7 separate regions of the Homo sapiens genome follow, and regions 1, 2, 4, 5, 6 and 7 are each linked to region 3. A link is a loop called in an ENCODE intact Hi-C map of the cell type or tissue named here. Cell type or tissue: PC-3. All regions are shown on one strand. Region 1 overlaps LINC01122 (long intergenic non-protein coding RNA 1122). Region 2 has its middle 2.9 kb from the start of LINC01122. Region 3 has its middle 73 kb from the start of LINC01122. Region 4 overlaps LINC01122 (long intergenic non-protein coding RNA 1122). Region 5 holds the start of LOC105374697 (a long non-coding RNA gene). Region 6 overlaps LINC01122 (long intergenic non-protein coding RNA 1122). Region 7 has its middle 140 kb from the start of VRK2.

Region 1 (4,000 bases), 110 kb before region 3:
TCACCATGCAATTGGATTGATTTGCCTGTACAGATATAGTAAGTTAATACATGAGTGAGTCGCTACAGCCCTATTGCTCCTCCTGTGCTAGGGTTGGTGGGCACACCATTCCAAGAGGGTATACACGGAGATTGAGAATTGATTAAGGTATTAGCCTAAGTGATATCAAATGAAGAGTGTACTGGAAATCAAGATGATCTTTAAAATAAGTTACTGCTTTTTATTTTTCCTTAACTGTCAATGTAGTTTCATCAGTTGTAACAAATATACCACTTCAGTGGGGAATGTTGATAATGGGGGAAGCTATGCATGTGTTAGGGCAAGGGGGTATATGGGAAATCTCTATACATCTCAATTTTGCTGTGAACCTAAAACTGCTCTAAACACTAATTAATTAATTTAGCTTTGGTATGTTATAACCGGGAATCTAACAGGATGTGGAAGAAGCTAGAGCTATGGGGGAAAAAATCTTGATTTGTGGAAATACCCTAGGCTTCTAGCCTGTCCCTCACCAGAAATGTTTTTATATAAAATATTAGAAAGAAGAAACTGTCAGACTAACTTGAAAAGGAGAGAGGATGAGAAGAGATGCTACCAAAATTCAGCTACAGCTTGAAGCCTGTGTGTGTATATGTGCTGGAAGTTAAGGTAATAATTCCCTAGAACCTATTCAGCAAATATTGGTGATTAGGACCTTTCATTCATCTGTCTACTACCTTCTTGAGTAAATGTACAGCATAAACTCCTTCCAATAGAGGCCCATCTCCATCCCCTAATGATCAACCCCTGATACAAAAGGGTGTTGCTTCTAATACTCCTGTAAGAAAATGTAAAATTTTCTTTTTTTGTTTTAGATGTAGAACTAGCCATATCTTTAGAGTAACTACCTGAAAATCAGACCAAAAAGCAGAAGTACTAACTCAATCTCCAATGTCACATAATAAATTTAACCAAAAATTTTGTAAAACTTTGACAAAAAACATGCATTAGAAAACAATAAACATTACGAAACTTACTACCTCCTAAGCTCAAAACAGATGTAGAACCTGTGAACTAATCATTTGACAGAAGTATCTTGAAAAAAAGCACATGTAACTGATGTCATCTTGCAAATATCAACTATTGGTCACAGTTCCTAATACAGCCAAATCAGGCCATTCCTATCACAACATAGTTAAAACATAAATTATTTTAATAAATTGATGAACCACTCTCAAAAATAATGCTTGTGCACAAACCTGGGAAACTGCTTTCGCTGGCTGTAAAGAAAAGGATCCCGAAGTTACTGCACTGAATAATTGCACTAAGATATATTAGAGGTCTGGCCAAGCACAGTGGCTCACGCCTGTCATCGCAGCACTTTGGAAGGCCAAGTCAGGCAGATTGCTTGAGCCCATGTGTTCAGGACCAGCCTGGGCAACATGGCGAAACCCTGTCTCTACAAAAAATACAAAAAATGAGACAGGCATGGTGGCGTATGCCTGTAGACCCAGCTACCCGGGAGGCTGAGGTGGGAGAATTACTTCAGCCAGGGAGGTGGAGGCTGCAGTGAGCTATGATCACACCACTGCACTCCAGCCTGGGCAACAGAGGGAAACCCTGTCTCAAAAAAAAAAGAAAAGAAAAGAAAAGAAAAAAAGATGCATTACAGGTCACATGCTTCTCCAAGGGGAAGGGTCTGTGGTGTGGATAAGAAATTGGTGGAGGCCAGGCAAGGTGTCTCATGCCTGTAATCCCAGTACTTTGGGAGGCTGAGGCGGGCAGATCATTTGAGGTCAGGAGTTCAAGACCAGCCTGGCCAACATGGTGAAACCTCGTCTCTACTAAAAAATATGAAAATTAGCCGGGCATGGTGGCACGTGCCTGTAATCCCAGCTACTTGGGAGGCTGAGGCAGGAGAATCTCTTGAACCTGGAAAGCTGAGATTGCAGTGAGCCAAGACCATGCCATTGCACACTCCATCCTAGGTGAAAGAGTGAGACTCTGTCAAAAAAAAAAAAACAAAGGAAAGAGAGAGAAAGAAAGAAGGAGAAAGAAAGAAAAAAGGAAAGAAAGAGAAAAAGAAAGAAAGAAAGAAAGAAAGAAAGAAAGAAAGAAAGAAAGAAAGAAAGAAAGAAAGAAAGAAAGAAATTGGTGGAAAGAGTCTTATCCTAGGGTAGGAACTTCCAGTAGAAAAAAAAAAAGGAAAAAGTGTTATAACGACTTTCTATATAAAGTATCAAATGTCTTGCCCAAAATTGTCCTCTTTCCTCCATTCCCAAGAAGTCATAGAGAGAAAAGCTTGTCTTGTTTCTACCTTCACAAACCTAAGTGTCAAAAGGATACACATTCACCAAGTCCATGAAGGACCTGCAGGAGGCAGCCCTGACCAAGCCCCAGTGGTGACAGCAAGCAGCTGCTTTTTCTCTCTACTTTAGGCACTCACTCCGCTTTTCCTACAAGAATAAAAGCAACCAGAAGTGTTAAGTCTTCTTCTTGCCCTCTCTACTATCTGCACAAGAAACTCTGGAGTCTTTTCAAAGAGGTACTATGAATACTTATGTGACAATATGGAGCTTCTTTACCCTTTTTCACCTGCCACTTTTCTTCCTCACATAGTCGCCTTCTCAGGAGGAAGCTATTGGTGAGACCCAAAAAAGACAGAGAATCTGTTAGTATAATAAAGTATAATAACTCAGACCACAAGAGGTGGTAAGAATTCCTAAGATAGAGAAAGAGACAGAGAGAAAGTTCAAGCACCTGAAAGGATGCAGATAACATGCAAAGGCTAATGAGCTCAGGGCCTGCTGCTGCCATTCAGATGCATCTAGAAGGAAGATCACAAACTTATTGACTAAGAAGCAGAGCTCTGGAAAGATGCAAAAATGTGAACAAGACTTTGGAAAAAAAGGGGGAAAAGGAAGGAGAAGGAGGCCCCTGATGCCCATATGATGTGTATGGACTGATGGCTGATTCCTTGGAAAAAAGTAAAGTTTGATGCAACAAATTCTGTATTTGTCTATGTTTTTGACTATGTAATGGTAAGACTTTTTTTTTCCTGATAATGGACTATTTACCCCTCACAGGCCAAACTTAAGTGTTGCACTTAGAAATAAGTCCCTGAAACCTCTCTTGCTCCCTTCTAAAGAGAATGTGGGAGGGGTGGGGAGCAGAGCTTTCTCTCTTCGTTTTCAAGGAGCATTCCTTCCTTAACTCAGGGAGAAGTTGACTGTGTGTTACAAGTCCTTAATTTGGGTATGCTTATCTTGCAATTAACAGCATAGGTTAGAAAGGAATCAGAGTAAAGCTGTCTGCATAGGCAAAAGGAAAGTCCTAGAAATTGATGTACTAGGGAGGACTTCTGAGATTCTTTATGCCAAGTCTGCATAGTGGCTAATCATAGGTAGGGAAGAAGCGAAGGTCATAGGTAGTAAATTGACCTCATACCTAAAAGAGCCATGGTGGTCAGAGTCAGGGAAGAATCTGGGGAAAACAGAATCTGTAGCAAAAAGAATCTGCAGCAAAAAGTAATTCATGTCAGAATCAGACATCTGAGCCAAGATTTTCTTTTTTAAGTCAAACACAATTGTTATAGAAGAAAAATGACTCATTCACAAGTCTTCAAGGGCAGGAACACAGAGCCAGGTCACAACCAACAGAACAATAATATCTACATATATGCAGGTTTTAATAGCAAAAGCTGAAAGAATAAAACCTGCAAAAACTTACATAGGTACTGTTCTAGGATTTATTATGTAAAGACATATCACAGTGCAAAGAAAGTACCAAACTCCACAAGCTTTGTACTGGTAATAACAAGCTTTGTACTGGTAAAAGGAAAAGATTATAATTGGACATTAATTGATATACACTAAATAGAGAAAATCAAGCACTCAAATTTCTATCGACATGCAAATGTTAAATTAGGGAAAAAAATAAACAGCCAATTCCCTGGACTTGGATTGATACAGATGACAAGTCTATTAAAGCAAACTGAATGAGGACCCTCTAGGTGATAATG
Region 2 (4,000 bases), 70 kb before region 3:
ATTTACAAAGTCCAATTTCTAGTAATGAGTAATTTCAATTTCTTGAAATATGAATATTTCAAGAGGAAGTTAAAATTAGTGCTAGGTTTATGGGACTAATCTTTTCCTATTTGAGTATGTAAAAAATAAATAAAGATAAAGAAAGTCCCAGATTCCATGCAGTGTTCCATGAGAGTCACGTTTTTTTCCTCATTGTCACTTGTATTATAAAAAATAATATCATTGTGAATCCTGAAAAATAGACTCATAGTGAAAGGCCTAGAATTGAATCCTCGTTCCTTTTCATTCTTTCAACTATAAACTCTGTTTCTTCATTTCTGAAATGAAGATAATGTTAATCATTTTAAGAAGCACATGAGGATAAATGAGATAAAATTTATATGCCAAGTTAAAGTACATAAATCCAACATTTTATAAAATGACAAGTATATTAAAAGAAAAAGAAAATAATTTCATTTCTTTTCTTAGAGGAAGCCCCAGACTTCACAATAGTGAGCTCAGCCATTATTTCTAGGTAATAGGCACAAAGTTTCCTTGGTAGTGAAAAAGGCTTTTATATAATCTACATGTTCCAGCCTGGAATTCCTTTCTGGTAATATGTATGTTCTCTTTCTATACTGAGAAAACACATAATGCAATTTATTTTGTTAATTAGGAAAAAAGGATGAGAGACCTTATTTTACACTTTTGTGTCACCATAAATGCACATAAACTTACAATAAATGTTACATGTTGATTGGGACCAAGGCCCAGGGTAAATACACAACCTGGAAAAGAATAAGACCACTAGCCTAGAAGTTCTGCTTCCATCACTGATGTTCCCATTCAGATCTTTTAAATCTGCAACGCTTTTCTGACCAATCCAGATAACTAGTTTTAAGTGTATCGTTCCAAACTTCAGCTAATACATTAAGTTGCTAATTATTTTATTATAAATATCAGTCGCCCAATGTCCTTTATTGTGATGTTTTGAAAAAAAAAAGTGACTTCCTGCTTATTAAAACTTATTTGGGAGAAATAAATTATCTTTCTGTGAATTAATCCCCAATTTACTCCTTTTTCCACATTCCTCTGATATTTTCATTCTCTGCTTGACATGTCTTAAGGTGCACTGACTGAAATTAGACTCGGTATTCTGGATGAAAGTATATCATTATTTGATATCACATCAACTTAATATTTCCATATTATTTTCTCCCTTTTTTAATGCACCCTGGAGTCCTATTTGCCTTCCTAACTGCCTCTGTGTGATGAGGAGACTTCATTGGGCTTTCCAAGATGACTTCTAATTCATTTAAACAGCACATACTATTTTAATCATATCTGTTTTCACAGATACCACATATTTTTATGAACTGTTCTTTTGCTAACTTTAGCTTTCTTTTATGTGAAATGTTCTAGATCAGATAAGTAATACAGTATTCAAAGATATAATGATAAAAAGTTATGTTAGCTCAGTGGCAAAAAAATTGATGCTTCAAATATAATGTTAATTATTTCTACAAATATGTGAGAGCTCCATTAAAAGATTTTCATATGAGTGAATATTGAAATATTTAACACTTATGAAAGAGATTTATGTGCCTCTCTTGTTTTTCGAAGTGTCTTTGCCATTTTACTAATTAACCAAAGATATCTGTGTTTAGACACATTTTATATCCATCACAGCCTATGCTCTTTCTACATTACTTTTTCCTGCAGTAAAATTAAAGCATTCAGTTCTACACACTAATCTTCTTCTAGGTAACAGATTGCAATATTTTGAATACAAAAGTATGAGACAGGAAAATGGGACTTTTGGGCTCTCATCCCAGATCTTCCGCCCAATGTGTGCTGTGCTCCTGGATATATACTGCCTTCTCAGTTTGCCTCAGTTAACTTGTTCAGAGAACGGATGTTGCAGTTTTAAGTGTCTTGCAGGACATCACAATTTTCATGTTTTTTTAAAATGTGATTCCTGGTTATTTTCCCCCAGATTGTATTTGAGTATTCCTAATCACATCTCTCTATACTTGGCTAAAATTATGACTGGTGAAAATGTGTCCCATGCCATAGTCTCAGACTTAAGTTTTGTGGCTGAACTCTATTGCTAAACCATTTCTAGTACTTTCTAACGAATTTCAGTTTTCAAAGCGTATTCATTGCTGCAAAATTAAAAGAAGGTATTTTGTTCCCCATACTCATACTTTTCATGATCCCAAAGCCTTTCTTTTCAAATTTTATCCTGTTTTATTTGGAAAGAAGTAACATTTTGTCACTTCTTTAAAGCAACAGTTTAATGACATCCTACTTTTGCCCTGCCAGCATGCGTATCACACACTTTCAGATAAAATGTGTTCAGGACATTGAAAAAAAAAAAAAAAAAAGCTCTATCAGTGGTCTCAGTACAATTCTATTAGTGGTCCCAGTAAAGCATAATTAGTAAAATAAAGATATATGCATATACTTAGATATAATGTATTAGATATAAATTTCTATTACATTATTTTTTCAAATAGTTACTGTGTTCCCTTGAATCACCCGAACTGCATATTAATTTAGTTACTCATTGAAAAATGTGGTGACTCTTTTTTTTTTTTTTTTTTTTGAGATGGAGTTTTGCTCTTGTCGCCCAGGCTGGAGTGGAATGGTGTGATCTCAGCTCACTGCAACCTCTGTCTCCTGGGTTCAAGCAATTCTCCTGCCTCAGCTTCTCAAGTAGCTGGGATTACAAGCTCCCACCACCAAGCCTATCTAATTTTTGTATTTTTAGTAAAGACGAGGTTTCGCCATGTTGGCCAGGCTGGTTTCAAACTCCTAACCTCAGGTGATCCACCTGCCTCGGCCTCCCAAAGTGCTGTGATTACAGGCATGAGCCACCACACCCAGCCTGTGACTCATTTTTATAAAGAGAAATAAAACAGAAAAGAGAGTGGATACAGGGATTGAAACAAGAATAGCACATTGTAGATACCTTATAAATATTGCTGACTCATTCATGTAGTTCATTCTATAGATATTTATGAGTATTTATTATGTACCAAGCACTATATCTTTTAGCTGGGGCTATAACAGTGAACAAAACAGGAAAAATCTCTTCTCTCACAGAGCTTACAAACAAACAAGAAATACGAACTGGCTTCCCTGACTACCCTAGGCACTGGCAGTTTTTGTCGGTCAAAAATAGTCATTATCTACAATTTCATGTGGTTTGTCCTAAATGATATGTCAGATGGTGAGAAGTCACATCAAGAATAATAAAGCTGGTGTAAAAGAGAAAGTGATTATATGTAGGCTATTACTCTTTTAAATTCGGTAGTCAGGGAAGAAAGAACCTTACATAAACAAGCAAGATGATACAGATCTCTCTGGTTAGAGCATTTAAAGATCTGAAGTGGAATTGGGTTTGGTTACTGAGAGCCAGCCTCAGCACCATTGTAGCTACAGCAGGTTGGGCAAGAGGGAAGAGTGGAAGAAGGTGAGGTCAGTGAGGTGGAAGCGGCAAGATCATGGAGGGTCATATGGTGGGTCACGTGGCCACAACAAGGAGTTTGATTTTACTCCAATAAGACTGAAAGTTTTGGGACAGCTTTGAGTATAGAAGTAAAATGATGCAATTTCCTTTTTAATGAGATCATCCTGTTTGCTAGGTTAAGAGTAGCATCTAAGAGGATAGAGAGAAGAGCAAAGGCAGGGAGACAAATTAGAAAGCTCTTACAACAATCCAGACAAAAAAATAAGGGTGGCATAGACCAGATAGGTAGAAGTAAGGCAGTGAGAAGCAGTCATATTTGGGATGTAAACTGGAGCTAGTGCTGCCAGGTCTTACTATGGATTGGGTGTAGGCTGAGAGAAAAAACAGAGTGGAGTGAGTTAAGATCACTGCACAGTGTCTGACCTAAGCAAATGCAAGAATGGAGCTGCCTTTAACTAATGTGTGGAAGATGCAGGTTTGGTGGGCAGGGTAGAAAAATCTGAATTCAGTTTGGAACATGATGAATTAATGGGACTTATTAGGCAC
Region 3 (4,000 bases):
AAATAAGGTCAGAGGCCATTGGTGTGGGGGTTTGAAGGGACATATCATGGCAGTGAAATGAGTGCTATTACAGAGTTCTGAAGCTGAGGAGTGACATCATCTGACTTTTAATTTAAAAGGAGCTTCTGGCTGCTGTGTTGAGAGTGCTGGGGTGTGTGAGAAGTAGGAGTAGGGGGACCAATTAGTAGGCCCTGTAGTTATGTAAGCAAGAGATGATAGTGACTCACACACTTCATGCAAGCACTGGAGCCGGTAAGAAGCGGTTAGAGTTTCATATCACTTTTTTACTTTTGTCATATTATGTACATGTCTTATTGCCACTTCTAGACTCTGCACTACTTGAGGCCAGAATTTGTGTTCATTTTTGCATGTCCAATGGGTACTCAATATTTTTAATGAATAAATAAATGAATGGTCACTAGACAAAGAATCTAGCTTATCAATATCTTTGGCACACACCCTGAATTTCAAGGCGTATTTATAAATGGACAATAGCACCACCAAGAGCATCAACTTTGAATAAGGGCAAAAAAAAAAAATGAATAAAATCTACATACTGCAGAACTGATAGCAGAATAATATAAAGGGAAAGATAGCCTTTATTTTACCTGTGTTTTATTTAATTTTTGATGAGTGTTTAGAAGTAATCTATTATATTTTCTCTATGTTCTTCTTGAAGTAAAGTAGTAGCCAAGGGAGAGAGAAATTTCTGTAGCATACAGACAGGTTCACAGTAGGTTTTGTCATGGAAATATTTATCATTATAAGAGCCAGTCAAGTGACATTCCATAATGCTAGCCCTTTCTGTAGTTAACACTGCAGGGAAGAAATCTCTCTCTGTCTTCAAATTCCAGTATAATAATAAAAAAGAAAACAACAAATGCATATAAAATAAATAACTTCTCCAACACATACGTACTCGACATTACAACAGAAAAGTTATGCAATCATTTGCTATTAAATCACAAACTTCCAAAACTTCAAAAGAGCAAGAGGAAAATTCCTTCAGAAAAAAACAAATTACCCATGTATGGATAATGTCCATACATAGTTGCAGAATATAGCTAAAGAAATGTTCTTTTTAAATAAGTGGTCTACATTTTAAAACTGCAACATCCAAATTGGGTATAGAGTTTGAGAAAAAGCTGCTATGTGCAATGTGGAAATAATTTATAAATACTTATAAAACATTCAGGAAGGGAGTAGATTTCAATACCTTTCTTTAATATATAATGTTTTTAAAGAAATCATTACAGTAGCAATGAATCTTTGCGATGGAAGCAGTAGTTTTACAGTTTGGATTCTAGAACCACAAAATTCCTGATCAACTCTGTAATTAGAAGGGAAATTTTCATCTTTCTAAGTTGTGTCTCCTATTTCTCCATTCCCTATTTCTATTTTCTCTAGTAACCATTGAAAAGATCAAGTTCAACTTATGACAAATCTAATTGAAAAATACCAGCCTGAATTGGAGGTTAATGTTTTCAGACAGTGGTTCTGCCATCTAATCATTCCACAAATATTTATTGGGTACTTAATATTTCCTGCCAAAGAGATAAGGTCATTACCTTTAAGAAGTTAAAATTTAATGAGGAAGAGATACAAACACGCAGTAAAATAGTTTGACAGTGCCCTAATAGAGCTATGCTCAAGGTACTACTAGGCCCACTCAGCGTGCTATGGGGACGCAGGGAGGCAGGGAAGGCCTATGGGAGGAGGCGCTGTTTCCACGTTGTGAAGGATGAGCAAAGCTGGTCAGAGAAAACAAAGGGAAAGGGAATCCTCAGCAGAGGGCGCCATGATCATGATCTCATTTTTAGAACTGCCCCAATAGCTGTGGGGAAGACAAAAGTGATAGCAGTAGGCTGGAGGCAGGAGGATCACTCCAGAGGCTTAGAGGAATCCAGGGAGGAAATCATGAGGGTCTGAACGTAGGAAATGGCAGTCGGAAAGGAAACAAGGGGCAAGTTCAAGATATATTTAGGAAATAGACCATAAAAGATGTGGCATTGACTAGTCAGGAAGAATGAAGAGAGGAAGAATGAAGAAGAATGAAGGACAGGGAGGGAGTTAGGAGCTTGAGAGGCTGGATATATGGAGAGCTGAACTCTAAGGGAAGAAATGCAGGAGAAGAAATGGGTGAAACAACAGCAGAGCGGATGTTTTTTGAAACTCAAAAGATTTGTCATGACATGTATTTGACATTATGACTAATTGACAAATATAAACTAGCTGTGGTATGAAGATATTCTACCCACAGAGCCTATTCAGAGTCATGAACATTACAGAGATCACTGAGGAATACTTGAAGAAACTCCTTCCATTCTCCCTGGTCACCAAATGTAAAGTATTGACGAGATAGAGACTAGCAGTCAGTATAGATTTTAGATATTTGTTTAGTGAATATTTACCAATTTTAGAACTTCCATTACACAATCAGAGGCATGGCTTCTGAAAAAAAAATCTTAGCATACTGTATTTTCGTGAACATTAACATATATAATGGAAAGGAGAGTAAAACAATAATTTTTAAAATATTTAACTTTATTTACAAATTAATGGTGACTTTTTCATTTCAGATCTTAAGTGTCAAGTTAATTCACTCATTAAAATTTAGATACATTTTAATACCCTATTATATTTTATTATTCAAGGACTTTCTTACCATACAAAGAAGATGAAATGCTCTTTCAGACCAGTTATCATTTCTGGTTACTATTTCCTTTTTTTCTTGTCTGATTCCAAATGTGCACTGGGAATATCAACAATACCCATGAAATAAATCCCTTCTCAAGCAGGACATTCTGAGTATCTGATTTATCACTCTGCATAGCTCCCATTAAATAATTTCTACAGTTTCAATAATAACCACAACTCTAGAATAATATATACTAGGATGCTCTATTTCAAGATCTGTAAAACTAGACATATATGAGAAAAATTTATAATATTTTAATATATTTCTGGACTCATGAATAATGAGTCATTTTTGTTAGATTATACAAATATGATCCACCAATAAAACATTTCATCTCAAATGTAACCAGATTTTGTCTACCTAGTATAAAGTAAGGAAATCCTGCATACTCCAGCAAAAAAAAAAGAAAAGAAAAAAGCATTCTCTAAATCAGTGTTCAGTGTTTTTCAAATTGCAGATGTGACCTATTTGTAGATCATGAAATCAATTTGGTGAGTTACAACCAGCATTTTTACACAATGGAATAGAATACAAAAGAACAGATATCAGAGTATATTACATTTCATAAGAGTATGTATGGTTTTGTAAAAGTTTGGTATATATGTATGTGCATACTGGGTACTAACATTAAATATTTCTTATCAGGAGTTGCATTTAAAGAAATTTGAAAGCCCCTGGTTTAAGTAACTTTGTCCACAGTATTGCTGAGACTTGTCAGGGGTCTACAGCTCAAATGTGAAATGAAAATAAATTTTAAGAGATGTGAAGATTAACTTTTCTACAACAGTTCTCTGAAACTCAAGCACTCACTTACTTTAAGCTGTCAAATATTTTACAAAATAATACCTAACAAATAGGATCAAAGGTTTCTCCTATACTATGTTTTGTAACTAAGAATATGTGGTCCAATATCACTAAATGACAGATTCTAACTTGCTTGATTGAGCCTTGCTATTTAGTAGTCATTACGGATAGAAGTTTCATTTAGTTGCATTGATCTTGTATTTAACTTTAGAATAAATTCAGAAGCTGAGCCATAAAATGTATGGTATGAATCCTTAACCCATGAGGACCCTTAAAAGGTCAAGAAAGCAACTGTAATTCCCACAAAAAACACACAAATGCATATGTTATCATTATATATAGCCTACACGAATATGCCCCAACATGTTATCATTAGGTATAAACCAGAGAATATTCTACAGTATTTTAATTCTACTATACTTAAATAATACATAAAAGACACAAATACAGTTTTCATTTTTATGCTCCACTGCAATTTTATGAGGTCTAAAAAACATA
Region 4 (4,000 bases), 230 kb before region 3:
TGATCTTTTATTTCCTTGGTACATATACAGGTGCCCACCCTTTCAAAATCTTTGAAATGATAGGCCGATTCATTCATTTAAGTTTGGATTTGGAATATCCCCCAATATTATTTCTGCAAAATTTCAAAGCCAATTCTGATATTTGAGGCGTTTTTTCCAACACATACTCTGAAAGTGTATTTCTATAAAGTATTAAAAGTATTATGCAATTTCATAGACCCAAATGAACATTTAAAATGGGATAAATTACAATAAAATAGTGCAGTACTTTCCTGCCACCAGATTGCAGGGATACTATTATACTAATAAATAAAAAGGGATATGATAAACTGTTTTCAATTAGGTACTATTTGGAACTATATTAAGTATTCTAATAAGAGGAGAAAATGGCAATATAAAAATGCTTATGGAGAAATGCAACAGAATAAACATTTAATGAAAAGTTCAGAGGGGAGAAATGGATTCTCATCTATTCTTTTTCTGGAAAACAAAGATTCTCAATACAAGAGGCCAATTCAAATGTAGTTTGGGGAAGAAGAAGCAGCACAGGATAAAGGAAGGAAACTGCTGAGGAGTGGGGGTTCCTGGGCGAGTCATTTAACATCTCTATGCCTCAGTTTACATGCCAATAAAAGATAAAATATCAAACTACATGATTTCCAAGATTGACTCATTCTCAGAAGTTCCAACATAATCTGATGTAAGAAATCTACTCATCATCTAGGTGTATGCTATAGTTCATAATTCATTTCAAGTAATCTTTATCTTTTTAACAAAACATCATCTTAATATATATAGACATTATCCAAGTAAAAGATTGTCTTAAATTATGTTCATTAAAGTGAAATCATAATAAAATTTTACTCTTTACCTAAAGGAACAAAATGTAGCAATCGTTCTTGAAAATACACCATGATCTTAATTTTAAAATACATGTTGTGAGTTTATTATATTCCATTAAACATCTTTGAAATGTTCCCTTGTAATACCTTTGTAACAACTGTATACTACTGAATAGACCCCTGCTTTCATAAAACAAAACACTCCCACATAATTTTCCCCTTGTGATCTTTCTATTTGTGACATAGTTGCTGAATTAAAACATTTAGTGCCCAGGCACAGTGGCTCATGCCTGTAATCCCAGCACCTTGGGAGGCCGAGGCAGGCAGATCACCTAAGGTCAAGAGTTTGAGACCAGCCTGGCCAACATGGTGAAACTCCAATTTTACAAAAAAAAAAAAAAAAAAAATACAAATATACAAAAATTAATTGGGCATGGTGGCAGGTGCCTGTTATCCCAGCTACTCAGGAGGCTGAGGCAGGAGAATAGCTTGAACCAGGGAAGCAGAGGTTGCAGTGAGCCGAGATCACACCACTGTGCTCCAGCCTGGGTGACAAGAGAGAAACTCCATCTCAAAAGTAATAAAAATAAATAAAAATAAAACACTTGGCCATGAGCATGAGTATTTTAGCGGCTTTTCCTATTTACTCAAATAGGTTTGTCAACCACATGTTATTCCAAAGATTTGTCAACCACATATTACAAATGTACTTAAAAATCTTTTTTTTTGTACCACAAGGTGGCATCTTCTTATTTTGGTATAAACCTCTGAATATTTACATAATTTGAATAATTGCATACACCTGAAGTATTTTTTAAAATTTTAAAACAACCATTTAACAGCTGTGCAAATATATGGCAGTTCTGTTAGCTAATGCAAGTAGTACTTTTGGATATTTATGTTCCTGGAATGTTCAGAATATTCAGTCTTTAACAAAATGATGAGCTGTTCACACTAAAAAGTCAATAAACACTGTCCTCCAAATGTTAAGCTCATAGAGATTAGTAATACAAAACATACACTGTAAAATGTATGGATTTAAATGGAAGCTTCCTTAAAAACAGCCACAAATGTGGAACAGACCAAGTCCACATCAGTTTGCTAATTACCCTTAATACTCGGATAAAATAAGTAATGCACATTTGTACAATGCCTACTCTGTGCCTGGCTCTGTGCTAGGCACTTTAACCTATCTTCTTACATTTCATGAGAAAATCTCTCTGAATATACCAATTCTAAAGCCAAATGCAATAGTCTAGTTCCTCTGAAACTGAATAGCTATATCAATATCCTGAGGAGCTTGATAAAACGTAAAATGCTAAGCCATATCTCCTAAAAATTTCAAGTGTAAAACAGTGCAATGCATAATGAAAACCCACAAATATTAATAAGGAATTCTGCCACACTAAAAATAAACTTCAAGATAACTCTGAAAAAAAAAATCTCAAAAAAAAAAAAAAGACAGCAATCTAAAACGAATTGGTAAATATATAAAACATATTGACAAAATACTAAGCCTGTTTACTTCTGGCAGTTATGAAAATCATAATTCTTAATATGGCTCACTTGAAATTTCAGGTCATTGCTTCTTGTCCCATATTTAGTGATGAAAAATTGATGATGAGCGTGATGAGGATTCTTAAGATGAGTGGAAAAAAATAAGACTATATAGGGTAAGATTTATCTTAGTCACTGCACTTTCTTATACCCAATAACTTATCATTTTGTAAAAAATAAATGGAAGACATTTCCTATGGGGGTACATAAATATAGTAAAAATTACAATAGGGTCACAAACAGCACTGTGCTTAGGGATGTGTGTCATAACCTTTCCAAGTCAACATAGTCACTGGTAACAAGATTTGCTCAGTGGCAGAATATGTCCATGAATTAGAGGCAGTATCTTGTCCATGGATATATTCTTCCCTTGTACATAAATACATACTGCTGCAGTTAAAATACTGTAGTCTAGTACTTTTTGATCTAGCATGATTACTGATTAAAGATGCAAGTATTGTCAACAAAGAAAAATTCTCAAGTCTTGAAAAAATTGTAGCTAATAAGATCATAGTTAATATTAAAAATGATTCTCAGATTCCTCATTATCATCTTATAGGCATACTCTCTTTCATGCTCACATATATCTACACACATCCACATAAACATACACATGCATTCATATGCCTGGATGCTGGAGGCAACTGCCATTACCTTTAATTCTGTTTTTAGACAGAATAATAATGGTGCAGAAACACTGTGATCTTTATTGGGTCAATCAGATATGAACCTGTAAAGTTGCTTCTTTCTAGCATTTTCAGTCTGTTGCATGCCAACTCCCTCAGGTATGGAAGTAGATAGAAAAATTGTAGTTTAAACAAAATATTAAACTGACAAATAATCCCTACCTCACACCACACATCAAATTTAATTACAGGGCTTACAAAAAGAAAATAAACTACAATGGCACTAGAGGGTGTTCCATCCTGGGACAGAAAAAATTTGAAATGCATGACGTCAAAAGTATAACATAACAGAAAAAATGGATGAGTTTTTTACTTCAGTTTGATAAACTTCATATATATATACATATATATGCCATGTATGTATATACACATATATATAAATGTATGGCATATATATACACACACATATATATACCATACATTTCTCATATATAGATATAACTGTGCGTATATATATATACACACACACATATACAACTGTGTGTGCATATATCTATACACACATATATACACACATACATATATATGTCATATATAACTATAATATACATATAGTTATATATGTATTCCATATATAACAGTGTGTGTATATACATACGGCATACAGTTTTTATAATACGAAAACAGCAAGCGTCTTCATAGAAACTGGACAAAGTAGACAATTTACAAAGAACTACTAATATAAATAAACATAAGAAACTCATGTAACACCATTAGAAATAAAAGAAATTCAAATTAAAACAATAATGCAAGGTCTTTTTTATCTTTTGGATTGGAATATTTTTATTCTAACACCTAATATTGAAAGGTAGGGAAGGAAACTGGCCTCTGGAATACTGATATTGGGAATGTAAACTGGTACATTTCTAGAAGGCAATTTAGCCATGCATGCAAAAAGTTTTAAAATGTACATAT
Region 5 (4,000 bases), 730 kb after region 3:
CATGATTATGAAATGTGAATCCTTTTAATAGCCCTAGATTGTCCTTCTCTTTATTTTTATATCTGGGAATATGGAAGATCAAAGAGGTTAAGTACTTCAGGTCACACAGGTTAAAACAACCACCAGAGACAGAATTTGAACCTGATTCTCTATCTTCATAAAGCCCATAAAAGGGCCTAGTAACTACTACCAAGGCACCTAAGGTACAGTGCCTAGAATGACCTAAGAATCTATTGTATATTCTATATATGCCCCATTTTCTGAAGCTTGTTAAATTGCCTGAAGGATATTACAATGAGTTTCCTTCATTAGAAATTTCACCAGAATTTTGCCAAAACCACAAAGGCAAGGTGACTTCATGATATATTAGTTAATATAGATTCATATTTGAATGGTTATCTTTTTTTTTTTTTAGATGGAGTTTCACTCTTGTCATCCAGGCTGGAGTACAATGGGTCAATCTTGGCTCACTGCAACTTCTGCCTCCCAGGTTCAAGCGGTTCTCCTGCCTCAGCCTCCCAAGTAGCTGGGACTACAGGCGTCTGCCACCACTCCTGGCTAATTTTTTGTATTTTTAGTAGAGACAGGGTTTCACCATGTTGGCCAGGCTGGTCTCGAACACCTGACCTCAGTTGATCCACCTGCCTCGGCCTCCCAAAGTGCTGGGATTACAGGCGTGAGCCACCGCACCCAGCGAGTGGTTATTTGCTTGTAATGCTTGGCTGATCTGGAAAGAATGCATATTGTGTTGGCTGAAGGGGATAAGATGACAAAAATGGGATAGGGAAAGGGAGCAGCCAGGGAGAATAGAAAAAAGGAAAAGAAGTCTTCCTTGGATGACCTTACAGAGAATTACCCGAACTCCTAAGCCATACGAATGGAGTGAAGGGAATGTTGTATTAAAGAAAAAAAGAAAAAGTTTTATCTGCTTTTCCCTTAATTAAATTAGGGCCATTTGAATAACTACCTGAATAATGGCATCAGGAAGAAAAGAGCAGAAGGCATGAAAGTTTTTTCTGTTTGTTATATTTAGAGAATGTTTTGCAATTCTTTCAGTGTCACGTTAGAAGGCAGCATCATTTGCACAATATGAATTAGCCTCAGAAATTTCTAGGCACATTCACATTTAAAGTAAGATGACTTTATTTTGGTCAGGCTGGTAGAGTCACTGCTTTGTTTTGTGTTTCCTAAACTTTTCCTGACAGCGTGCTAGGTAAGAGTCTTCCCATCCTATTCCCTCTGCTTGTGGGACTTTTATTAAGATGGTGGGACAGCTCAGCCAGGTGCCAGTTTGACGCTGTGTGGCTGTAACTTAATATTCCTCAGTAACTCTGCTTTGGAGTTAGGGGCTATGGGAGGTATTCGTTAATCCTTCACAATTTCTGCCACAGACATTTTTTAACTCTCTTTAGAATGTAAGAGGTATGAGAGGAACTGGTCAGGCCTAAGGCAGCCTGCAGTGTGGTGGGACTCCACCCTTTCCCTTTGCCACGGCTCCATTTACTCCTTTGGAATGTGCCGATAATTCCCACGGAATAGTAATAGGTTTTCAGTGGAATATTTTGTGGAAACGGAACTGTTTTGGTCTGGGGTTCATGTCTTGACGAGGCCAGGAAGACACAGCGGACTGAGGGGCTGAGATGGTCTGTCTCTCGCGGAGTTGGAGTACCCTCTGCTGTTCAAGAGAAGAAGTGCACTTACAGATAGCTCTAGCCAGTGCTTTCTCCAGGTAAAGAAAAACCTCCAAAATGCTTCTTAGAAAACAAGATAGATGCCCTCAGAAGATTGCTGAGCTTCCGGCTTCATGCAATTGTCGGGGTTTTGACTCTTAAGGAAATCCCATTGAGACTGAGTATGCGATGAGACCAGAGCCTATGCGGAGGGTAGTTTTTCTTTAGTCATAAAGTGTGGTATGAGCAATGGTTCTAGAATGATAGGTATTTGGGTTATTTTTCATGTGTTCGAATGCCACCATAAAATATTCTTTTTTTGTGTGTAATCAATCTTTTTATATCTGAGAAACCTGGATATTGTAATTCTAGTTTTGGAGGTTTCTGAATATCTTCTTTTGAAGTGTTTTTACATGTAAAGTCAGCATTGAAAATTGTTCTCGTGGCAAGTAGTTTCTTTCCTTTCTTTCTTTCTTTCTTTCTTTCTTTCTTTCTTTCTTTCTTTCTTTCTTTCTTTCTTTCTTTCCTTCCTTCCTTCCTTCCTTCCTTCTTCCTTCCTTCCTTCCTTCCTTCCTTCCCATTTTTTTGCTTTAGTTTCTAATGTATTTTGTTATTCTCTGCTGTGAGATAGCTTATTTCTATATAGTCCTGTAATTTATAAGCACTTTCACATAATCTCATCATAGCAGCTCTGCGATGCAAACTACATAGTTCCCACTTTATAGACAGAGAATCAAGGCCAAGACCGTGTCCAGAAATGCAGGTGGCCTCAGAAGTGAGCACTGTGTCAGATTTTCTAAGACAGGAGTAATAGTGGTTAATTCTTTAGTGACTACAATTTGTCAGCATTATACTAAACATTTTTAAGCATTACACATTTATTCTTCATGTCAAGTCACAGGTAGGTATTATTCTAACTGTCACTTCATAGATATGCAAATAATAATCTTTAAAGGTTAGTAATAGTCAAATAGCCGGTAAGTGAAAAAACTGGGTTTTAAATGTGGTGCATCTGACTCTGGAGGCTCCAATGTGTGGCCAACTTTTGACATATGGAGAAAAAGACATAAACCTTGACCTCAAGCACTTTAGTATTTTTAAATTGTGGTAAAATATACATAACTTAAAATTTACAATTTTAGCAATTTTTAAGTGTAAAGTTTAGAGGCATTACACACATTGACATTGTTGTGCAAGAATCACCAACATCCATGTCCAAAAATCTTTCATCTTTCCAAGCTGAAACTCTGTACCCATTAAAAAATAACACCCATTCTCCTCTCCCTCCAGCCCTGGCAACTACCGTTGTATTGTCTGTTTCTATGAATTTGACTACTTTAGGTACCTTATATAAGTGGAACCATACAATATTTGTCTTTTTGTGTCTGGATTATTTCATTTAGCATAATGTCTTCAAGGCTCATCCTTATAGCATGTGTCAGAATGTCATTCTTTTTAAGGGTGTATAATACTCCATTGTATCTATATAACACATTTATTTATTCACTGATCCATGGATGTTGGGATGTTTCCAGATTTTCAGTATGATGAATAGTGTTGCTGTGAACACTGATGCACAAATATCTGTTTGCTTCCCTGATTTTAGTTCTTTTGCGTACATACCCAGAAATGAAATAGCTGGATCATATGGTAATTCCATGCTTAGTTTTTTAAACATAGAACTGCCATACTGTTTTCTGTGGTAGTTACAGCATTTCATACTCCCACAAGCAATGCTTAAGGGCAGTAATTTCTCCACATCCTTGCCACTTATTATTTTCTAATTTTTTAAAAAAATAGTCATCTTAATGAATGTGAAGGGATAGCTTACTGTGCTTTTGATGTACATTTCCCTAATGGTTAGTGATATTAAACATCTTTTTATGTTCTTAGTGGCCAACTATATATCTTCTTGTGAGAAAAGTCTATTCAAGTCCTTTAACTGTTTTTAAATTGGGTTGTTGTTGAGTTCTATGAGTTGTTCATATATTCTGGATATTGAACCCTTATTAGAATATGATTTGCAAATATTTTATTCCATATGTTGCCTTTTATACTCTGTTGATAGTAGCTATAGAAAGATAGATGTTGTTAGATGTGCAGAATTTTTAGATTTTGATGAAGTGCAATTTATCTCTGTTTGCTTTTGCTGCCTTTTGGTATCATATCCAAGATCTTTGCCAAATCCAGTGTCATGAAGTTTTTATCTTATGTTTTCTTTTAACAGTTTTATAGTTTTAACTGTTACATCTCTTTACATGTCTTTAATCCATTTTGAATTAATTTTGTATATGGAGTAAGGTACGGGTCCAACCTCATTCTTTTGCATG
Region 6 (4,000 bases), 120 kb before region 3:
GTTTCCCCCCTGCATCCAGGCTCAAACACCTGGGCTCTGACATGACGTCCAGTGGAGGCTATTTTCTTTCTCCTTTTTTAAACTTTCCTTTTATTTGGTTTGCATACAAGGCTAATAATGAGGTTTAAAAAACTATACACAATCAGTATACAATTACACTCATCGGGAGCCTGACATGTAATTTCTGATAAACCCATATAACTATGAACAGCAAAAGGAACCACAGAGCGCACACAATGTGTGGGGTCATCAGAACACAATGCCAACACAATCTCTGCGTCATGTCTTGTTGCATAGTATTAATCAGTGCAAACATTGTTTGGGAAATGAGAGGGGAGAGAAAGAGCAGTTTCCCAGCTGCTAGTGCTTTGCCATCAAATCTGATAGTCAGTTCCATGGAATATAAGAAACTTCAGTAATAAAGCTTAGGACCAAATAATGACTCTTGAAGACAGACTACTTAAATTATTCAAAATGAAATCAAATAATAACTCCTTATATATAATCCCAACTCTCCTGATAATTTCACATCAGACATTTCTTTAGCAACTTGTGTATTTTCATAAATTTAGAAAACGTATTTGCATCTTTAACAGGCCACAATTGGCGGGTACTGAACATCCACATTATCCAAATGATCAGTGTTACTGGTTAGTTAATTGCTACAATTTTGATTTATTTCAAATTTTTTATTTCTATATGTTGAAACATAATTATTTTTCTGTTGATTGTTATAGGTAAAGGACACAATAAGGTTTCATTAAGAAAGAATTATCCAGGACCACAAGATGACAGGCTGGGTCACTAGGGAGCACAATGCAATACTATTGTCAATACTATCGATATGTCTTAGGAAAAGTCAGTCTGGGAAATGCAGAAATGTCACAAGCTTTGTTTTACCTTCATTTTAATAGAGCATAGCATGACCTATATGGGAGGGGTTGACTACTTCAATTAGGTTTATGCTATTTTCAATAGGACTTCCAATCAGTGCATTTAGCTGGAAAGCAATTCCTGGCTTTATTATTACTGTTGTCATCCTTAAAATGCATTCTATTTATTTTTTTAATTTACCAGGAGGGGCAAAGGGAAGATGGGAGCAATAAAGAAAAAGGAGCCAGTAACATGCCCTCAGGGACCAATAGCAAAAGGAGAAGAATCATAGGGGAAGAGAGATAGGAGATGAAAATGAAAGACGTATCTTATTAAACCATCATAATTAAGAAGTAATAGGTATTCATAAAGAGACCCATGCCCAAAGGCCTGAAGATGTCTACAGTAGCAAGGGCCAATGTTTTCTAATAAGTAATAATTAACAAATAATCCACAATAAAAAGCAAATGGGACCCCACAAGAATGAGAAGGCAGAAATCTGCCTTCTTACAATTCCCCCCCGCCCTTCATAGTTTAGTGTGAACAGACCTAAACTGAAACACTAAAGAAAAGGAAAATTGGTGACCTCTTTTCAACAACAAGTAAATTCTGACACACACAGAAGTAAAAAGCATTTGATAACAGAGCACCTCATTCTCATCACCTGTAGCTTAAATACGGGATGGTGCCAGCTCTGAACCCTGAGATTACAAAGGCTGCCAGAGATCCAAGGGAATCGGGGCCTGATGATGAAACTGACCCCACATTATTTATTTCGGCACAAGACAGGAATTAATTGGATGGATTTTCCCTTAGCTCCTGCACTTTTTAAGTTAGCTGGACCTAAGACAAGGCTGAAGGGAAGGAGGAATACATTTGGTCCTTGGACACCCCCTAGTGTCTGTACTAGCACAAAAACCACTCGCAGGTATATCCCTTCCTTTCCTGCTATCCGGAACATGAGGGCCAAGATTGGCTCCTCAAGGCGGAAGTCCCAAGACTGCAGCCTCGACGGAAATCTACTTTCCCCTCAGGTCAGGAGGCCAAGTGTCAGACTCCTAACCCCTTTTGGATACTTTCTAGAATTTCTGTTTGCCAGTAACTTCGTGTCAATGTGTTGTAGTTTGTCTCAAGAAAATGTGAAAAATTATAGGTGGAGCCAGGAGGGGCCTATAATTTGCTTCAAGAAAAGAAAAAACAAAAAACCAGATGAATTTCAGTCAATACACTAGATGCAAAATGAAAAAGGGAAATGGAAGAAAAATCTGTTTCGGAGAATATATGGTAGTTTGTCTTCTATAGATAACTTGTGAGTGTTTGAATAAGCATTGTGATGTATTTATGTTTACCCATGTGATTGGATGTGAATACTGAATAAAGTCTGGGAAGACTGCTTGCCACTTCTCTCAGTCAGCGGTTCTTTGAGCAATATTCCATTTGTGTAATGAAGATATAATTTAAAAGTGGCTTAGAAAAGCTTTAGTGTAAGCGCCTTTGAAAGTTCCCATACAAATTATATGTGACTTCCTTTCCATCTAGGTAAATAAATTGTGTGTGTGCATAGGTGTGTGTCCCAGGATATCTGTGGACTAGGCTTCTGTGTTAAAATATTACTAAAATTATGAAGTATTACAATGAGTTTTATCCACTGTCATCTCAAAAGTATAAATGTCTCAGAATGTCATTACTATGTTTGGCTGTTGTAATTACCCAAATCTGCCCCAATACTGACCACAGTTCTAAGGAAACCATCATATATAGTTTTTTGTAGCATAACGCTTTTGCTCAACTGTTTTCAGGAAGCGGTCCATCATTCTATTAAATTTTGCAGCATATATTATGGCAATATAAACTACTTTTTCTTGCTGCATCTGAGAGGGTTGTACTGGAATTTATGCAAGGTCTGACCTTCACAGAATCATACAACTTTAGAGGCCAAGGGTCCTGAGAGACCACCTAATTCACATTCTTATTTAAGGAATGCATTGTTCAAAGTGATTTCATGACTTCCTCAGAGCCATGTGGCCAAGCTGCCAAAGAAGTTCTGCACCCAGCCCGTTTTGGGTCACTGATGTTTCTAAGCATAAAATTCTTTAAGAGGAGCCTGATAGACATGAATATGTCATCTGTGGCTAGACATGGGAAGCCTGACTGTAATATGGGCACCCTCCAAGTTAGGGACACATCTTCTGAAAGGAGAGGGTGTCCCAGGCAGCTCCTACAGTCCCCGGGAAAAGTGTGACTGTGGACCCAAGGGCTCTTCTGTCGTTGATTTTTCATCCATGACTCATACATGAGGCTTACACTGTAGAAAGAGAGGAAAGAAACTACAGAAGAAATGTCAGAAGCATCTTGCACACACACACCCTCCCCGCCCCGCCCCACCACCACCACCACCGCACCCCAAGTGTGTGAATGAAACTGTTTTGTTCCTTCCTCGGCAGGAAATGCTACTGTTTTAAATACCAAACAAAGATAGTGCTTGCTTCTGGTTACAGCCCACACAAAATAAACTTACTTTTAAAAAGAAATCTTGGCATATGGTAACAAAACCTATATAATTCTCTTGATCTTTAATCTCTATGCCAATGTCTGTTTTACAGATTATGGCCTCAGCCCCTGACAAATCTGCTTAGTGAATTTTTGGCTGACAAATCTGGCAACACAAACGCTGTCTGAAATACATTCAAAAGGCTAAACATTTTCATAATAGCTACTTTACATAGCCTAGTAGGTTTCCCTTTAGGACACTAATTAGTTTTTTTTTAAAGTGACAGTGTTAATTTTTATGATTACACACAGAACTGAGATTTTTATTTAATACACTAGGCCTTTTTTTAATGCTTTTCAAGGGGATCAACCACTTTGCCAACAGACGGGTGTTACAGCAGGGGTGATTATAGTAATTTTTCATGTAATTGGGAGTCACCATTTGGTTGCTATCTTTCACATGCTTGTTGACTCATCATATAATCCTTTATAATGGGGGTTTGTTTTATGTCACAGGAACGTGCCAAGCAGCCGGGAAATAACAAACAGAGGAACCCCCCAGCTGGTGGGGACCACAAGGGTTTTTAACATCTGCCCGGTTCTTTAGACTGCACAAAATTTTTATTTAATAGCAGTG
Region 7 (4,000 bases), 540 kb after region 3:
GAAGCAGAGAGATTTGACTTGGCTCTTGAAGGATGAGAAGAATATGGATAGAGTCAGTGAGAAGCATCTTGTAGGATGAAGGAAATAGCATACTTTCCCCATGAGGACAATCAGAGAAGTAGGATTCTGGATGGAAGTTGTGAACTGAAGCGTGTGAATAGCCAGGGTTGGAGGGAGTTTAGGATGTTTGAAGTGGTTGTAGTTGCTCTGTTTGGAAATGCTAGTTGTTTATTTGAGCTGAGGGAGATTATGACAAAAAGCTTTTTGAAAACAATGAATCTGGCAGAGCATAGGGTGAGTTGGAGTTGAGAGATAGAAGACTATTGTGACAGTCATTGGAGATGTTCCAACATAGGCTAGTGACAACTTTGCAAATGTTAAGGGAGAATGAAGCATTAAACATGGAGTAGATGGAATTTTAAAGTCCCTTCCAGCCATAAGTTACAGAAGTAGAGTAGAATACTAGGCTATGAAGTCACATTGTCTAATTTGCATGCTGGTTCCACCACTACTGACTATCACCTTGGGTGAATTACTTAGTTCTAAAAGTCCTCAGCTGGGTGCAGTGGCTCACGCCTATAATCCCAGCACTTTGGGAGGCAGAGGCGGGAGGATCACGAGGTCAGGAGTTCAAGACCAGCCTGGTCAACATAGTGAAATCCCGTCTCTACTAAAAATACAAAAAAAAATTAGCCGCACGTGGTGGTGGGCACCTGTAGTCCCAGCTACTTGGGAGGCTGAGGCAGGATAATCGCTTGAACCTGGGAGGTGGAGGTTGCAGTGAGCCGAGATCGCGCCACTGCACTCCAGCCTGGGTGACACAGCAAGACTCTGTCTCAAAAAAATAAAAATAATAATAAAAAAAGTCCTCCATGGCTTTTCTCATCTGTAAAACAGGAAAACTTTTAGAATTTATTTCATCATATTTGTGTAAGATTTAAACAGTGTACATATGTGAAGCCCTTAGCATAAGACATCACACAGATAAGACCTCAATACATGTTTGCCTGCACTGTGCAGTTTATAGACATTGAGGTTTTAAACTGTGTTAATACAAAGGGGAGAAAATGGGCTAGGTGGAAAAAACAGCGCTGAGGTAAAATTCACAGGATTTGTAACTCATTAAATGCAGATCAAAGTGAGGCAGAGGACCAGGAGAAATTAACAAAAACTCAACATTGTAAGTAAGAGTGCTTAACTATGACGATTAGATTCCTTCTTTTCAAAATTAGAAAGGGAGGCCCCACCCCCATAATATTTTCCTTTTCTAATTGACATAGTTAAAACATATAACTTAAATTTATGAATTCAGAATACATTTTTTCGTGAACAGAATTGTTTATAAATTGCCTGCTTCTATTTTGGGGAAAAAATAAGGCATTTGACTTTTTCCCATCTGAGTAACAAATCTTAGACAAAAGTGATCTTCCCCACATTCCTATGGACACTGAACAAGCATTCAGTACTTAGTGCAACAGCATAGACTAGTGGTAGGAAGGAAGATTGTAATGAGGACGCCCAGACACTACTTTTTATCTTATCCAGGGCACATTTTAGTTTTAAGCTACACTTAGAACAAAATTATCTATAGCTGTAGTAACAGACTATTTGACAAAATAAAACTGGTTTAAGGTAATTTTAAGTACCTCGTGGCTTGTTTACTAATTACTAGAATCTTTGAGAAGTACTTATTTCTTTCTCTTTTGACTGCTGTAAGGAATAATCACATATTCAAATGTTTTTTAAAAAGTATTTCCTTTCCTTCAGTTGAAGACTTCAGCTATTTTAAATAAATTATGTCTCAAGAATATTAGTTTAATTTGTATCATGGGGGCTAATGGTATTAATTTTCCTGCATCAATTTTTTTTATCCAGATAGGTGCTATATATCAACACTTACGTACACTAGGAACACTATAGAGGCAAATAAAATTAATTCAGAATCAGATCCTGAATTTAGAATTGTATAATCAAACATGTATACAACTTATAGAATATGGAAAAATATGCTGTATTACCAATATGGACCAAAGAATAAATGCTGTATTACCAATATGGACAAAATAAATAAATGCTATATTACCAATCTAAAGAGCCATGGAAGCAGAGAGGATAGAGGGATTAAACTCCTTTGAGAAAAAAAAATCCTTGCAGGATTTTGTACTTAGGATATTGCCCAGCACAGACTGGACATTCAGTAAACATTTGCTTAATAAATGAATGATCTATAAATGATCTCCCAAATCTTTGGGGTTATAAACATAACCGTTGTTTTATGACTTCTCATGGATTCCTGTGGGTTGGAATTTGGGAATGGTCTGAGCTGGGTGGTCTTTCCTAGTGTTGTGGCCAGTTGTTTGCTACAGCTAGTGCTAGAGCTGGAGGATGGGAGGTCGAAGCAGCTGGAGGCTGCCATCATCTCTCACTCTTTGTGTAGCCTCATGGCCTCTCCATGCAGCTTCTTCTTTTGGGTGGGTTTAGTCTGCCTTACAGCATGGTGGCCTCAATGCAGTCAGACTTCTTGCAAGCTTTCAGGAACAAGTATTTTAGCCAACAAAGCAGAAGCTTCTTGGTCATTAATGACCTAGACACAAAAAGTCAATAACATCATTTCTGCCATACACTGTTAGTCAAAATAGTCACAAAGCCAGCCCATTTTTAAGGTAGGAAACACAGACCATTTCTTCATGGGAATAGTGTCCAAGTCACATTTAAGAAGGGTATGTGAGATGGAGGTATTGTTGTGACTGCCTGTGGAAAACAGAATCAGCAGAGTGATTTCAATGTTCATTTTTAAGCCACGTAATGAGTGTTTCTTACACCTTTTTGTCTTTTTTTTTTTTTAACAGAATATGTCATAAAACTCTAACAAAAATTTGGAAGTGGATTTGGAATCAGAAGTCAGAGTAGATTATTTATGAACTCTCCAATTTCTACCCAGTTTTGTGTAGTGTTTCTTTAAAATTTCTAACTTTTTTAATATGTAAAGTCTTGATTTAGGCTGTGTCTATGTGACTGTGTGCTAAACAACTGCAAATAAAACAACCTGTCTAATTAGGTCACTACCATGATAAAAAAAATTAATCTATCAAATTTACTGTTTGGCATGACATAATAAGAAAAACAACAAACCAGAGAAACAAACTGAAACAAAGAAAAACAAACACACATACACAATACCCCCAAGCAAATCAAGACAAACACTTATCTCATGTGTAATTTACTTAACTCTTCATTTGTCAACATGTTTCTTTGATATGGCATAGAACACAAAATCTTATTTGACAAATAATGTGTCTCAGATTTTAGCAAAATTTTTCATCAGAGTTACAACTCAATAGATTGTGTTTTACTTTGCATGCAAAGAATCTCTTAATTCCAAGAGCTTTATGACATACAGAAAAATATTTCAGGCCAATATGATACCAGTTGGTGCACCAGGCAGACTAAGATAACTTATCACCTCTGTTCCACTTTGGATATACCTATACCAAGAGACAGTAGAAACATCAAAAAGCCAACTACTAGAAACTGTAATACCTCTAATGACTAAAAGCATGGTAGTAATTGTCTTTTGTCCATCTGATCATGGAAGTCATTCAATGGAAAATGTGAAATAACAGATGTTTCAGCAATGTCCCCTGATTTCTAGATTTTGCAGCTCACAAGGGAAATGTCAAACACTACATGCATATTATTATTTTTTAATGAGAAAAGTGAACTCCGTGATACTCTTTGGAAAATAAAAAAAATCATTATTGAAAAAAACTTACTTTTAATATTTCCTTTTTTTTTTTTTTTTTTTTTTTTGAGACAGAGTCTTGCTGTGTTGCCCAGGCTGGAGTGCAGTGGTGCGATCTCACCTCACTGCAAGCTCCGCCTCCCGGGTTCACGCCATTCTCCTGCCTCAGCCTCCCAAGTAGCTGGTACTACAGGCGCCTGCGACCACGCCCGGCTAATTTTTTGTATTTTTAGTAGAGACGGGGTTTCGCCGCGTTAG

What was found. Peaks named below come from ENCODE experiments on the same cell type or tissue, not always from the same donor. Only the 100,000 strongest peaks of a DNase experiment are listed, where the experiment ranks them.
Region 1: it touches region 3 in a loop (4-fold over the local background); 7 of 110 quality-filtered maps call a loop at or near these places.
Region 2: it touches region 3 in a loop (2.2-fold over the local background); 2 of 110 quality-filtered maps call a loop at or near these places.
Region 4: it touches region 3 in a loop (10-fold over the local background); 4 of 110 quality-filtered maps call a loop at or near these places.
Region 5: it touches region 3 in a loop (14-fold over the local background); 12 of 110 quality-filtered maps call a loop at or near these places.
Region 6: a loop joins it to region 3, with 6 times the contacts of the local background. A loop is called at or near these places in 3 of 110 quality-filtered maps.
Region 7: it touches region 3 in a loop (13-fold over the local background); 62 of 110 quality-filtered maps call a loop at or near these places.

The regions. Positions count from the first base shown.
Region 1 is chr2:58,552,496-58,556,495 of GRCh38, reverse strand. The region is part of intron 1 of LINC01122 (long intergenic non-protein coding RNA 1122); the gene reads right to left. Among named protein-coding and RNA genes, the nearest start is that of LINC01122, 34 kb to the right of the region's middle. RefSeq lists enhancers at 1,052-1,552, 1,553-2,053. In PC-3, a CTCF peak has its summit at 2,358 (motif pointing right); no DNase peak of the experiment used is centred here.
Region 2 is chr2:58,515,883-58,519,882 of GRCh38, reverse strand. No RefSeq gene overlaps it. Among named protein-coding and RNA genes, the nearest start is that of LINC01122, 2.9 kb to the left of the region's middle. In PC-3, no CTCF peak of the experiment used is centred here; no DNase peak of the experiment used is centred here; H3K4me3 peaks cover 381 bases; H3K27ac peaks cover 1,257 bases.
Region 3 is chr2:58,445,992-58,449,991 of GRCh38, reverse strand. No RefSeq gene overlaps it. Among named protein-coding and RNA genes, the nearest start is that of LINC01122, 73 kb to the left of the region's middle. In PC-3, CTCF peaks have their summits at 492, 1,543 and 1,744 (motif pointing right); DNase peaks (open chromatin) are centred at 1,771 and 2,131; H3K4me3 peaks cover 386 bases; H3K27ac peaks cover 802 bases.
Region 4 is chr2:58,678,714-58,682,713 of GRCh38, reverse strand. The region is part of intron 2 of LINC01122 (long intergenic non-protein coding RNA 1122); the gene reads right to left. Among named protein-coding and RNA genes, the nearest start is that of LINC01122, 160 kb to the right of the region's middle. In PC-3, a CTCF peak has its summit at 1,596 (motif pointing right); no DNase peak of the experiment used is centred here.
Region 5 is chr2:57,718,678-57,722,677 of GRCh38, reverse strand. It overlaps LOC105374697 (a long non-coding RNA gene), which reads right to left and starts at 1,778. Exons shown (of 3, transcript XR_940111.3): 1 at 1,702-1,778. In PC-3, CTCF peaks have their summits at 1,457 and 1,671 (motif pointing left); a DNase peak (open chromatin) is centred at 1,747; H3K4me3 peaks cover 987 bases.
Region 6 is chr2:58,569,201-58,573,200 of GRCh38, reverse strand. All of the region lies in intron 1 of LINC01122 (long intergenic non-protein coding RNA 1122), which reads right to left. Among named protein-coding and RNA genes, the nearest start is that of LINC01122, 50 kb to the right of the region's middle. RefSeq lists an enhancer at 1-607. In PC-3, a CTCF peak has its summit at 1,774 (motif pointing left); DNase peaks (open chromatin) are centred at 1,780 and 3,160; H3K27ac peaks cover 257 bases.
Region 7 is chr2:57,903,814-57,907,813 of GRCh38, reverse strand. It overlaps a transcript of VRK2 not described here. Among named protein-coding and RNA genes, the nearest start is that of VRK2, 140 kb to the left of the region's middle. In PC-3, CTCF peaks have their summits at 1,302 and 1,501; a DNase peak (open chromatin) is centred at 1,483.